Linked DNA regions of Homo sapiens: all the other regions are linked to region 3. Evidence: chromatin contacts called from ENCODE Hi-C data. All regions are on one chromosome and are shown on one strand. The core of a region is the stretch at or near the end of the contact, and the rest is flanking DNA. Distances in the headings are between cores, read along the strand shown. Region 1 holds the start of TSPYL4 (TSPY like 4). Region 2 holds the start of RWDD1 (RWD domain containing 1). Region 3 holds the start of HDAC2 (histone deacetylase 2).

Region 1 (3,723 bases), core at 65-2,564, 2.3 Mb before region 3:
GACCTTTCATCAGTACTTTATCTTAGTTGAACCAGAACTACACTCCTTCCCTCGCTAGAAGTCTCAGTATATATGATGTATTCCTCTAAGAGGAATCCTTTTTCTCTAAATCTGTACTTCTGAGCCTGTATTTGAAAGTGATCATAATCTGGGGGGCTTAAAATGGAGTTTCTTTTACAAAGAGTTATAATCATAACCGTTTATTTGAATATAAATTTGACATTAAACATAAATATGCAAAATTTAAATTTCCCTTTGGTCTTGCATTTTTCTAAGGATTAACACCATTATTCTCACACTCCAACAAACTAATATATTGTACTGATAATCACTATCAAATGAATTGTAAGAGCTAACTGACTCGAATAGACAATAACTAACCTTACTTTTAAAGTATTTTAAGAGACAGTAGCATAGATGCCTGCACATAGCTGATTATTGCTCCTGTGCTGCAGTGAATTACCACATGAACACATTTTGAAAAGATTTGTTAGCTTCATGTCCACAGGCATTATGAAGCAGGAACCACTTTTAGATTAAGATTGTAACCTGAGGAAAAGAACATATGCATCAGTTTAGAAATTAAAATCCCCTGAGATATTTCTTTCAGTAATGCTTAAAAGCCTAAATTTGTGCTCGTGTGCCAGTCACCTCTACGTAAGGAAAAACATTTTGCTACTCTTTGTTAAAAGTGAAGAGGAAATATTGTCCACTTGTTTTGTAGATGTTGGCCAAATTATATAAACTTTAAAATCTGTAAGACAAATTGAAATATTCCTTTATTATGTCTTGTTAGGATGAGAGAAGTTTGCCTTTCAGCTGCTCCTTAATTTTAAAAATAACAACACAGCAACACTTCTCTTTAAAATCAAACTCTGCTCATTTAAATTCTTTGGTAATAGCCATGAATCCACACCTTAAAAGAAGGAAGGCCTGTGAGTTCGTGAATCCACTTTCCTACTCAGGAGAAGCCCTATGAACTGACTTGAATAGACAGTAACTCACCTTAAAGTAAATATTTTCAGAAACAATAGGTTAGGTGCCTTAGAAATTCATTCAGAGGCTTAGAAATCCACATTAACACAGTTCTTACATGCTTGAGTCTGGTCTACATCCATTTACGTAAGTAAAACTCCCCTTCCAGACTGACGAAATTCTTTTTGTGACAAGAAGACAAAGGAATACGATGGATTGATAAGCGTAGTCAACCGCGCAGAGAGTTCTCGCGCGATGTTACGACGCTACCGCCCTGACATCACCAGTTGCCATGGTAGCACCGCCGAGAGTAAAGGAGGGGTGGTGCTAGACGTTTCGGGCAGAGCTCGGCCGCTGCGGAGGACAAGGAACTCTCCCTCTCCCACTAGTCTGACTTCTTCCAAAATGAGCGGCCTGGATGGGGGCAACAAGCTCCCTCTCGCCCAAACCGGCGGCCTGGCTGCTCCCGACCATGCCTCAGGAGATCCGGACCGAGACCAGTGCCAAGGGCTCCGTGAAGAAACCGAGGCGACACAGGTGATGGCGAACACAGGTGGGGGCAGCCTGGAGACCGTTGCGGAGGGGGGTGCATCCCAGGATCCTGTCGACTGTGGCCCCGCGCTCCGCGTCCCAGTTGCCGGGAGTCGCGGCGGTGCAGCGACCAAAGCCGGGCAGGAGGATGCTCCACCTTCTACGAAAGGTCTGGAAGCAGCCTCTGCCGCCGAGGCTGCTGACAGCAGCCAGAAAAATGGCTGTCAGCTTGGAGAGCCCCGTGGCCCTGCTGGGCAGAAGGCTCTAGAAGCCTGTGGCGCAGGGGGCTTGGGGTCTCAGATGATACCGGGGAAGAAGGCCAAGGAAGTGACGACTAAAAAACGCGCCATCTCGGCAGCAGTGGAAAAGGAGGGAGAAGCAGGGGCGGCGATGGAGGAAAAGAAGGTAGTGCAGAAGGAAAAAAAGGTGGCAGGAGGGGTGAAAGAGGAGACACGGCCCAGGGCCCCGAAGATCAATAACTGCATGGACTCACTGGAGGCCATCGATCAAGAGTTGTCAAACGTAAATGCCCAGGCTGACAGGGCCTTCCTTCAGCTTGAGCGCAAGTTTGGCCGCATGCGAAGGCTCCACATGCAGCGCAGAAGTTTCATTATCCAGAATATCCCAGGTTTCTGGGTTACTGCCTTTCGAAACCACCCCCAGCTGTCACCTATGATCAGTGGCCAAGATGAAGACATGCTGAGGTACATGATCAATTTGGAGGTGGAGGAGCTTAAACACCCCAGAGCAGGCTGCAAATTCAAGTTCATCTTTCAGGGCAACCCCTACTTCCGAAATGAGGGGCTTGTCAAGGAATATGAACGCAGATCCTCTGGCCGGGTGGTGTCTCTTTCCACTCCAATCCGCTGGCACCGAGGCCAAGACCCCCAGGCTCATATCCACAGAAACCGGGAAGGGAACACTATCCCTAGTTTCTTCAACTGGTTTTCAGACCACAGCCTTCTAGAATTCGACAGAATTGCAGAGATTATCAAAGGAGAACTGTGGCCCAATCCCCTACAATACTACCTGATGGGTGAAGGGCCCCGTAGAGGAATTCGAGGCCCACCAAGGCAGCCAGTGGAGAGCGCCAGATCCTTCAGGTTCCAGTCTGGCTAATCTCTGTCCTGTGAGAAGCTTCTGCACAAGTTTCCTTACCACCTCCTCTTGGACCTATGCTTGGCCAACAGCATGCAGTCTTCCATCTGCTTTCTCTTCATACTGTGGATTATCTTTTCCTTTGGTTCTAAATCTTCAGTAATCGGTTGCAAGATTGTTGGCTTACCTGCCTGTGCCATTCTTCCTCTGGGCCTTCATGCTTTTCTGCATTGTGTTAACATGTTTCAAGTGCATGGCCTTCTACGGCTTCTATGCCAAGCGTATGATACTATAGATATAGTGTACCATACTGCCTTTCTTTGCATGGCTTGGACCCTATCTGTGACCATGCTCTTCTCCCAATTTAAGTGGTTCTGTACCACAAAGAATCTTGATACATTTTCACAAATAACTGATTGGGCTTCATACTTTATGCTGGCTGTGTCCTGATACCCATGTACTTATGGTAAGCTATTTGGGTATTACCACTGCAAGACAAAACTGATATCTTAACCCGGCCATCAACCCAAATTGGACATTCCAGACTACCACCAACTGGATCCCAGCTGCCTTCCTGGGCTTGTGCCATCCACCCTACTGGTTATCTGATAGAACAAGCTGGTGGCTGATGGGTGACTGCTAGGCGTGACTGAGGTAATAGATGAAAAGTGTTCTATGTTATCACATTGGTTTTCCTGTACCTTTGGTTACTCTACGTCATGACCAGCTGCTGGTGAGTATGAAGCCTGTGCTATAGCCCACCCCTACTCACTCTCACCTTCTGGTTGAACTTTGCTTAGGCCACCATTGTCTGCCTCATCAGGAACTATCTGTAGACGTAGCTCCCAGGGAGCTCACAGCAACACCCCCTACCACCAGGATGGGCAGTAATATGTGACAGAGCCCAAAGCAAGGCTGGAACGCAGTCCCTTCCAGCTTAGTCTTTCTGACTCCTAGCCAACAAACCATCCTTAATGTGAGCAACTTCTTTAGGCATTTCCTCTTTTCCCCGCCTGCACCCACTCTGAACATGACAAAAGTTGCCAGAGTTGGGGCATTGAGGAAGAGATATTTCTGGAATGTGAGACTTGTTATGCCTCTGTCTCTTTCTCTCCCTCC
Region 2 (3,502 bases), core at 461-2,960, 2.6 Mb before region 3:
ATATGCATAGGATTTAGCGAGGGATAGCTTATGTCCAAAGAAATGAAAAGAATAGCACATCCTGCTGTCTTGACTCTGCCTACAGTGTTCATACCTAGTATGTTTCCAAAGTACTGGAAATGACCAAACATGATTAAGAATATATCCAACAACTGACCCTATATTCTATTTTAGACATACACATATAAGCAAGGATAGAGAAGGGAGCCAGACTCCATACACACTCACCCAGTTAATGACACTCTCAAACCCCTCTTCACTCATCCCCTTAACATCCTCACAGCACAGATGTACTGCTGGTGAGAGAGAACATGAACAGGACTGGAGCTATACAGGGATAGCTGAGAGACATCTGCCTGTTGGCAAAGCAGAACAAAATTTGCTACCATTGCAAGCAGTGGTCAAAAGGTGAAGCCAAGAAAACTAAGCTAAACAATGAAAGGGAGAGGGGTTGGAATTTATAAGTTAAAGTAATATACCTTACACTATAAATTCTGACTATCAACGATAGGCAACACTCAAAGGAAAGGATGGGGAATGTAAATGCACACACCTAGGTTCTACTCACTCATATTGGCTTTATTTGACCGCTTCTCAAATCTCAGAGGAGCCATATTGATATAGTTATGTAGCATTTTTATAATCATCCGAAGCATGGCTTAATAGAGAAATCTCGTCCTCTAAATTATACCTAATGAACTTCTCATTATAATATTTTACATTAGCCCAACCTACCAAGTAATCTTCTGCTCTCTCAATCTCAGCTGGAGCTGAATCCCAAGTCCCATATGTCTGGAAAGTGAAAGAACAGGCAAGCGTTCTGGACGTATAACTCAGTACCAGCCCTGCCGCTAACTCGCTGGCGGACAGTACAGAGCAAGCCACTTAGCTTTCCTGAACCCCCATGACCTTGGCTTGGAGCAGGAGCCCCAGGATAGATGATGTTTAATCTCCCTTCCAATCTAACAACCTATGAATTTATAGCAGAACGGAAATTTGGGCCACATTATCCATTAGGCATTCTGCTGAATGCCAGATTTTTTTTTTTTTCATAAGAAAAGAAACCCGACAGACTTCAGGGACTATGCTACTCTCAAAACCGATTTGAGTAACTGAAAACAGCACTCTGAATCCTATAAACTAAAACAGCATCGTATGAAAAACAGTTTCTACCTTAATAAAGCTAAAAATGTGAAAACTAACATTCTTGCGGCTGTGGAAAAACGAATCGCACTTGGAGTATTTTTTCTCTTAATGTATTATAAATCTCAGGTTGCTGTAGGTTACACAGAAACCAAAGTAATCCCGACTCAATTTTCAGGCCTGACACCCTCCAACATCACCCGGACTTTTAGATTTCCGGGAACAAGCAGAGAAGGAGAAAAAGTCACTGGGTTGCTGGTAAGTGACTGAAGAACTTGAGGAGTGGAGGGCAAGGTGGCCGCGCGGCCTCAAGGTCCCCTTCTCCACCCCAACCTATGAGGCCCAGAGCTGCGGCAGCTCCTGCCCGTCCTACTCCACCTCGGGGCGGCTACAGGCTTGCGGCCGCGGGAGTCACCTGTGAAGGAGTCAGGGTAGATGGACTCCAGGGCCTCCAGCTCGTTGCGCTGCTCCTCGCCGTAATCTGTCATCGTGGCCCTTGCTCTTGCCCATAGATCGCCCAGACACCTAGGCGGCGCGCAGCAGCCCAGACAGCTGCCGCGCCGGGAGAGCGGGCGGCGGCCAGGCGGGCGCAGGCGCAGAGTCCCCGGCTGGAAGGCCCAGGGCCCAAAGCCAGACCCGGCTTGCTTAACTGCAGCTCCGCGCCGGCCTCCGCCTGCTCCCTACTTCCACGTTCGACTCGTTCTGCCTGGCCAGGGGGCACTGATTTGCTGCCTGTCCCACACTCGCTCGGGACTTGCTGGGACGGTGCGCGCGGTCTGGCATTCGCCAAGGACACCTACAGCCGGCTCCTGGGCTTTGCAGGGCCTGAGCCTTAGAAGCCTCTCAGCGCTGCATCCTCGCTCGATGAGTCTGGGCTGAAAGGCCGGCATCGCGCGTCAGTGAAGGATAGTGTCGCTGGTGGCCGGGCTGGGGCGAGGGGCGTCCGATGCCTTCACCTTTTCTGGTTTCCGGTTTGACGCCGTGGCGTAGGTGCTGCGGGCTTGCAACCTAGTGTGGACTGGTGGGGCTCAGGAGATTTCTGAGCTTCTCGAACTCCGTATTGCTTGGCGTCCTACGGGAGTTGGACGAGAGGCTGGGACCAGTGTAGATTCCACTGGGCAGGGGAGCAAAAGCTCTGCACTGCCTTGAATGAGTATGGAAGGGTCGGTCTAACTGCTTAATAAGTCGGGGTGGATCCAGGAGGGAGAAATAGACCGGAGGTCCGGCTTCTCGGTTCAGATCTTTAGGCTTAACTTCTGATTTTGTGAAATGAACGCAGCTGGACGTATGATAGATCTCAAGATGTCTGTGATTGTGTATTTGTGAATTGATGAAAGGAATGTAGATCTCAGTAATAACAATTATCATATGCAATGTAAAAATTGCAGTACCCCGAGAAATGTTGAGAACCTTTAATTTGGTAATACGACTTCCAAGAATAAACTTGAGCAAGTAGCATGCATCTGTGATCTCCAAAATCATTGCAGCAATTACAAAGAAAATTTTCAAAGAACCATGATGGCAAAAGCTAAGAAAATGGCTAAATAAACATGGTTAGCTTTATGAAAATGATATTAAAAACTATGGTAACAATAATAAAGGATCCCATGTTCCTTTATTATATTATTGCGCTAAGTCGAAAAATGGAAAATTTTAAGAAAATACTCAAAAGCTGTTGCCCACTTTTCTGTATTTTTCTTTGTTTTGATTTCTCTGTATTAAAGCTGGTTTCACTGGTATAGTGGGAGGAACACTTTTTAAATGAAAGATTCCTAATGATGAAGCCCCTGAAGCACCAGAAGGCACCTTGATCTTTTATTGAGGAGTGCTGCTTACCTATAGCAGAGGAACACTTTGATACTGATTCCGTGTTTACGGTATTAAGGGTTGATTTCAGGCGTTCTTTTAAACTTTAATGAAAAAGTGGAGTCTCCTAACTATGATGACAATCAAATAAAATACATAAAGTAACTTTGCAAGTATAAGTTGCTCATTTTTTTTGGATCGCCTCAGTTCAGAGGAATTATACTGATTTATTATGAGGAAAGAGCTGCCAGAGGAAACAGCTAGTGCATTAAGTCCTAAGTGGGGAGTCAAGGATGATTTTTGGCTGGAAGAACTGGAAAGACGAAGTTCTGTTGACCAAAATAAGTGAGGAAGACAGAATCAAATTTGGCAAGGAAGGTGGCATTACATCTTTAAATGACTCCTAGATGAAAGAAAATCAAGCAAAATTAAGTTTTTTTCTCCTAACAGAATAATAAAAACAACCTACCAAAAGAAATGAGATGCAGCAAAGCAACAAACATACAAGGTTTACGTTAGAAAAAGGTTACTTTTGGTTGCCAGTTGCAATCCA
Region 3 (3,390 bases), core at 681-3,180:
GTCAAAAGATATGTCCAGGCTCTTCTCACAAGTTCAATGTTAGGTGCTGTGGGTGCAAACAGTAATTTAGTAATTGTCACTGTTATTATAGTAATCCTAATAATCCCTTATTCACATAATTCTTCATTTTTTAAAAGTATTCCATATTAATTTTCTTATTTGAGATTCTGAATATTACTCTCCAAGTAATACTGCCCCATTTTACAGATAAGGCAATTCAAAAAACGTTTAAGTGACTTGCCCTAAGTCACAGGCACTAGAGAAACTATTACATGCAAGATAAACCTGGTCCCTTCATTTATGACACTCCATTCATAGTGGGACATTCAGACGAGTTGTGGGCAACTGCAACATGGTTAAGTGTTGAGCTACAGCATACAACGTACATGGCATGGAGAACAGTCTTGGCGGGAGAGGGGTCAGGGAAGTCTTCCCAAAAGAAACAAAGTGTCATTTCAGACTTCATTGTGTTGGCCCTGGGGAAGAACATTCACTTCTACTAAATTCACTTATTCTGTTCTCAGAATCTTCCAAGTTGATTTTGTACTTGATAGAGCACAACTTAGAAGGTCAATTAACTTTACCTCTAGGCCAGTGTTTCACTCACCGTAATTTCTCTAGCAACTTCATCAGTCACCTGGGGTCTTGTTAAAAATACAGAGGAGGGGGCGGAGGGAGGGCAGGGGCCACCCTGGACTTAACTTTTTCTAAATCTCTTGGGGGTGAGGTTGGGGAAAATTGCTGCTTTAAGCATGAACACTTTCGGGATTTTGAAGTCAAACAGCAAATTAAAAGGGGTATTTTTGGTAGTGGCTCTTAAATTCCAGCATCAATACAGCCTTTTTTTTTTTTTAATAGGGGTGTATTTGGGGGGTAGGGATAGCAATTTTATATAACTGGGATTGGGTGCTATAAAACAGGCTGTTAGCCTCCAGCCCTCACCTGCAAGGTGGCTGGCTTAAGGTAGGTACTTGATAAATGTGGATTTATTTAACAGAGGAACACTTGTATTCATAACCTCCAAGAGTTTCGAAAGTCTTTCTGCTCCAATCTTCCAGTGTCTAGCCAGCAGCATTGCTGCAGAGTGGAACAGCTAGGGTGCGTGGAGTTTGCAGAATGAGTTCAAACCTCCAGACTTATCAGTTAGCAGTAAGAACAAGTTCCTTAATCTGCCTCCACCTATAAAGAAGGAGTACAATTGCCACTTACCTCCTAGAGTTGTTGAGAGTCTTAAATGAGATTAAATATTATAAATAGATTATCAATGGAATATATTATAAATGCAAGTGCTTAGAACTGTACCTTATAAATGAGCTCCACAGATGCTTATTAAAACCCGAGCGGTGCCCTCTCCCCTTAACATCCGTAATAGGCCCCCTTACACCTCATACCCATTACGAGTCAAAATAATAATAATAATAATAAATAAGTGAACAAACGACAAACGAGAAAACTAGGCTACCAGGCACTGGGGCGATGGGCCACAGCCCGGCGGGGTAGTGGGCCCGGAAGGGGCGCGGGAGTGGGCTCTCCCCGCCGGGCTCGCGGCACGTGGTCGGCTTGGGCGGGAGCTTCGCGACAGTGGGGGAGGGGAGCAGCGTGGGACGCCGAGGAGGGGTCCAGACCGCCAAGGCTACGAGGCGCCGACTGCGCAGGCTCGGGGACAGGCGCAACCACTGCGCGCAGACCTGAGGGGGAGAACGTCCACCCGGCTGCACGCTCCCTGGATCTACTTGCGCAGCGAAAGCTTGTCTTCTTCCTCATTTTAACACTGTGTATGGCGCCGCCTTGCGCAGGTTGTTCACCCTAACAGGGCCTCTAACCTCGAGCCCGAAACGGCCTCCTTCTCCAGCCGTGCCCCTTCCTCCCCCGTGGAGGCCGCAGTGGATGCGCTCACCTCCCTGCGGCCTCCTGAGGTGGTTTGGTGGCCCCCTCCTCGCGAGTTGGTGCCGCTGCCACCTCCGATTCCGAGCTTTCGGCACCTCTGCCGGGTGGTACCGAGCCTTCCCGGCGCCCCCTCCTCTCCTCCCACCGGCCTGCCCTTCCCCGCGGGACTATCGCCCCCACGTTTCCCTCAGCCCTTTTCTCTCCCGGCCGAGCCGCGGCGGCAGCAGCAGCAGCAGCAGCAGCAGGAGGAGGAGCCCGGTGGCGGCGGTGGCCGGGGAGCCCATGGCGTACAGTCAAGGAGGCGGCAAAAAAAAAGTCTGCTACTACTACGACGGTGAGCGGCCGGGCCGGTGTCGGGGTGGGCGCGCGGGGCCGGGCGCTGGGTTCCGCGGCTGCCGTCGCGAGTGGGCGCCGGGGCTGAGGGGTGGGAAGGAGGAGGGACCGACATTTGGCCGCATCTTAACCCGTTCCCGGCCCGGCACAGTTAGAACGAGACCCTCTTCCTGGCGCAGCCCCCGCGGTTCCTGCGGGCGGGAATCAGGGGGCCCGCCCGTCTTGTCTCCTGCCTCTCCCCCTTCGGCCGTGCAGTCCGCAGCCTCGAAGGTGGCCGCCGCTGGGGACGGCGCCGGCCTACCCCGCCTTGGTGGTGGCGGCGGCGAAGGGGGCGGCCCATTCTCTCCCTTCTCCCGCCCACCATTCGTGGCAACGCAGGTTTGGGGTGCCCCGCGTCGGCCTCCTACCCCCTCGACCCGTCCCCCGCGAGGCAAAATTTCTATCCCGGCCTTGACTCTACACAAAGCCCCGCGGCCGCGAGAGCTCCGCCCCTCCCGTCCCCTTCCCTCCTCCTCGCCTGCTCGCCTCCCCTACCCTGCGTTCGGTCTGGCCGGAGCGTCTTCTCCTTCCTCGGCTTACCCTTTCCCCGGACCCCTCCTCCCGGTGGGCGCTGGAGAGTAGTTACTGAGGGTGGGGGCTCAGGTCGCGTGTGGCTTTATCACACCCATGTTTTGCGTGGGCTCCAACCCTCTCCTTTGTTCGCTGGGTTCTTTGAGCGCGTCTTTCTCAGGATTCAAATGGAAGGGCTTCACTTCCTCAATAATAGTTCGGGTTTTCCAGTTTCAGGCAGAAAGACTTCGTAGGAAATAAGAGGTGGTAGGGAGATGTGGAACTGCTACTGCTTGTGTTGTAGATCAGACTCCATGGGTCCTGGCTTGCCTCAGAGAGGTGGTTACCACCCACTTCTTTGTTGCTCTTTGTTCGATCAGGAAATAGACCCTGCTTTGGGGATTTAGAGAGCATTGGTATCTTGCAAAGGCTGTTCCTAGGTGGTGGGGAATCCTGGTATGGGAAAACTTTGAGAAGTGGGAGAAGTGCAGAAGTACTAAATATTCTAATGAGGTAAATTTGAGGTCACCGTGTAGTGAATTATAAAAGTCAGATAATTTAATTATCTTAAGCATTCTATAATTTGGAGTATGAGCAGTAACATTAAATCTTCGAATCCTG

The links. Hi-C counts contacts between places; a loop is a spot of excess contacts on that map. Pooled maps may share reads with other maps.
Region 1: a loop to region 3 is called in a map of CD8-positive, alpha-beta T cell, with 7 times the contacts of the local background. The contact joins the promoter of TSPYL4 here to the promoter of HDAC2 in region 3. A Hi-C loop is called at or near these places in 5 of 168 maps with a recorded cell type or tissue (CD8-positive, alpha-beta T cell, GM12878, naive thymus-derived CD4-positive, alpha-beta T cell and 1 more) and 10 of 50 pooled maps.
Region 2: a loop to region 3 is called in a map of CD8-positive, alpha-beta T cell, with 6 times the contacts of the local background. The contact joins the promoter of RWDD1 here to the promoter of HDAC2 in region 3. A Hi-C loop is called at or near these places in 3 of 168 maps with a recorded cell type or tissue (CD4-positive, alpha-beta T cell, CD4-positive, alpha-beta memory T cell and CD8-positive, alpha-beta T cell), 3 of 37 single-sample maps with no recorded cell type and 14 of 50 pooled maps.

Annotation. Positions count from the first base shown.
Region 1 is chr6:116,251,666-116,255,388 of GRCh38, reverse strand. It overlaps TSPYL4 (TSPY like 4), which reads left to right and starts at 1,314. Exons shown (of 1, transcript NM_021648.5): 1 at 1,314-3,723. The coding sequence starts at 1,381. The coding sequence ends at 2,625. It also overlaps a transcript of DSE not described here. RefSeq lists enhancers at 943-1,172, 1,583-1,742.
Region 2 is chr6:116,569,712-116,573,213 of GRCh38, reverse strand. It overlaps RWDD1 (RWD domain containing 1), which reads right to left and starts at 1,710. Exons shown (of 7, transcript NM_015952.4): 1 at 1,559-1,710. The coding sequence starts at 1,631. RefSeq lists enhancers at 1,456-1,555, 1,776-2,105, 2,136-2,315 and a silencer at 1,656-1,735.
Region 3 is chr6:113,969,688-113,973,077 of GRCh38, reverse strand. HDAC2 (histone deacetylase 2) reads left to right here and starts at 1,930. Exons shown (of 14, transcript NM_001527.4): 1 at 1,930-2,221. The coding sequence starts at 2,170. HDAC2-AS2 (HDAC2 and HS3ST5 antisense RNA 2) reads right to left here and starts at 3,377. Exons shown (of 10, transcript NR_125845.1): 1 at 2,800-3,377. RefSeq lists silencers at 1,420-1,599, 1,575-2,018, 1,960-2,259, 2,470-2,789 and an enhancer at 1,435-2,413.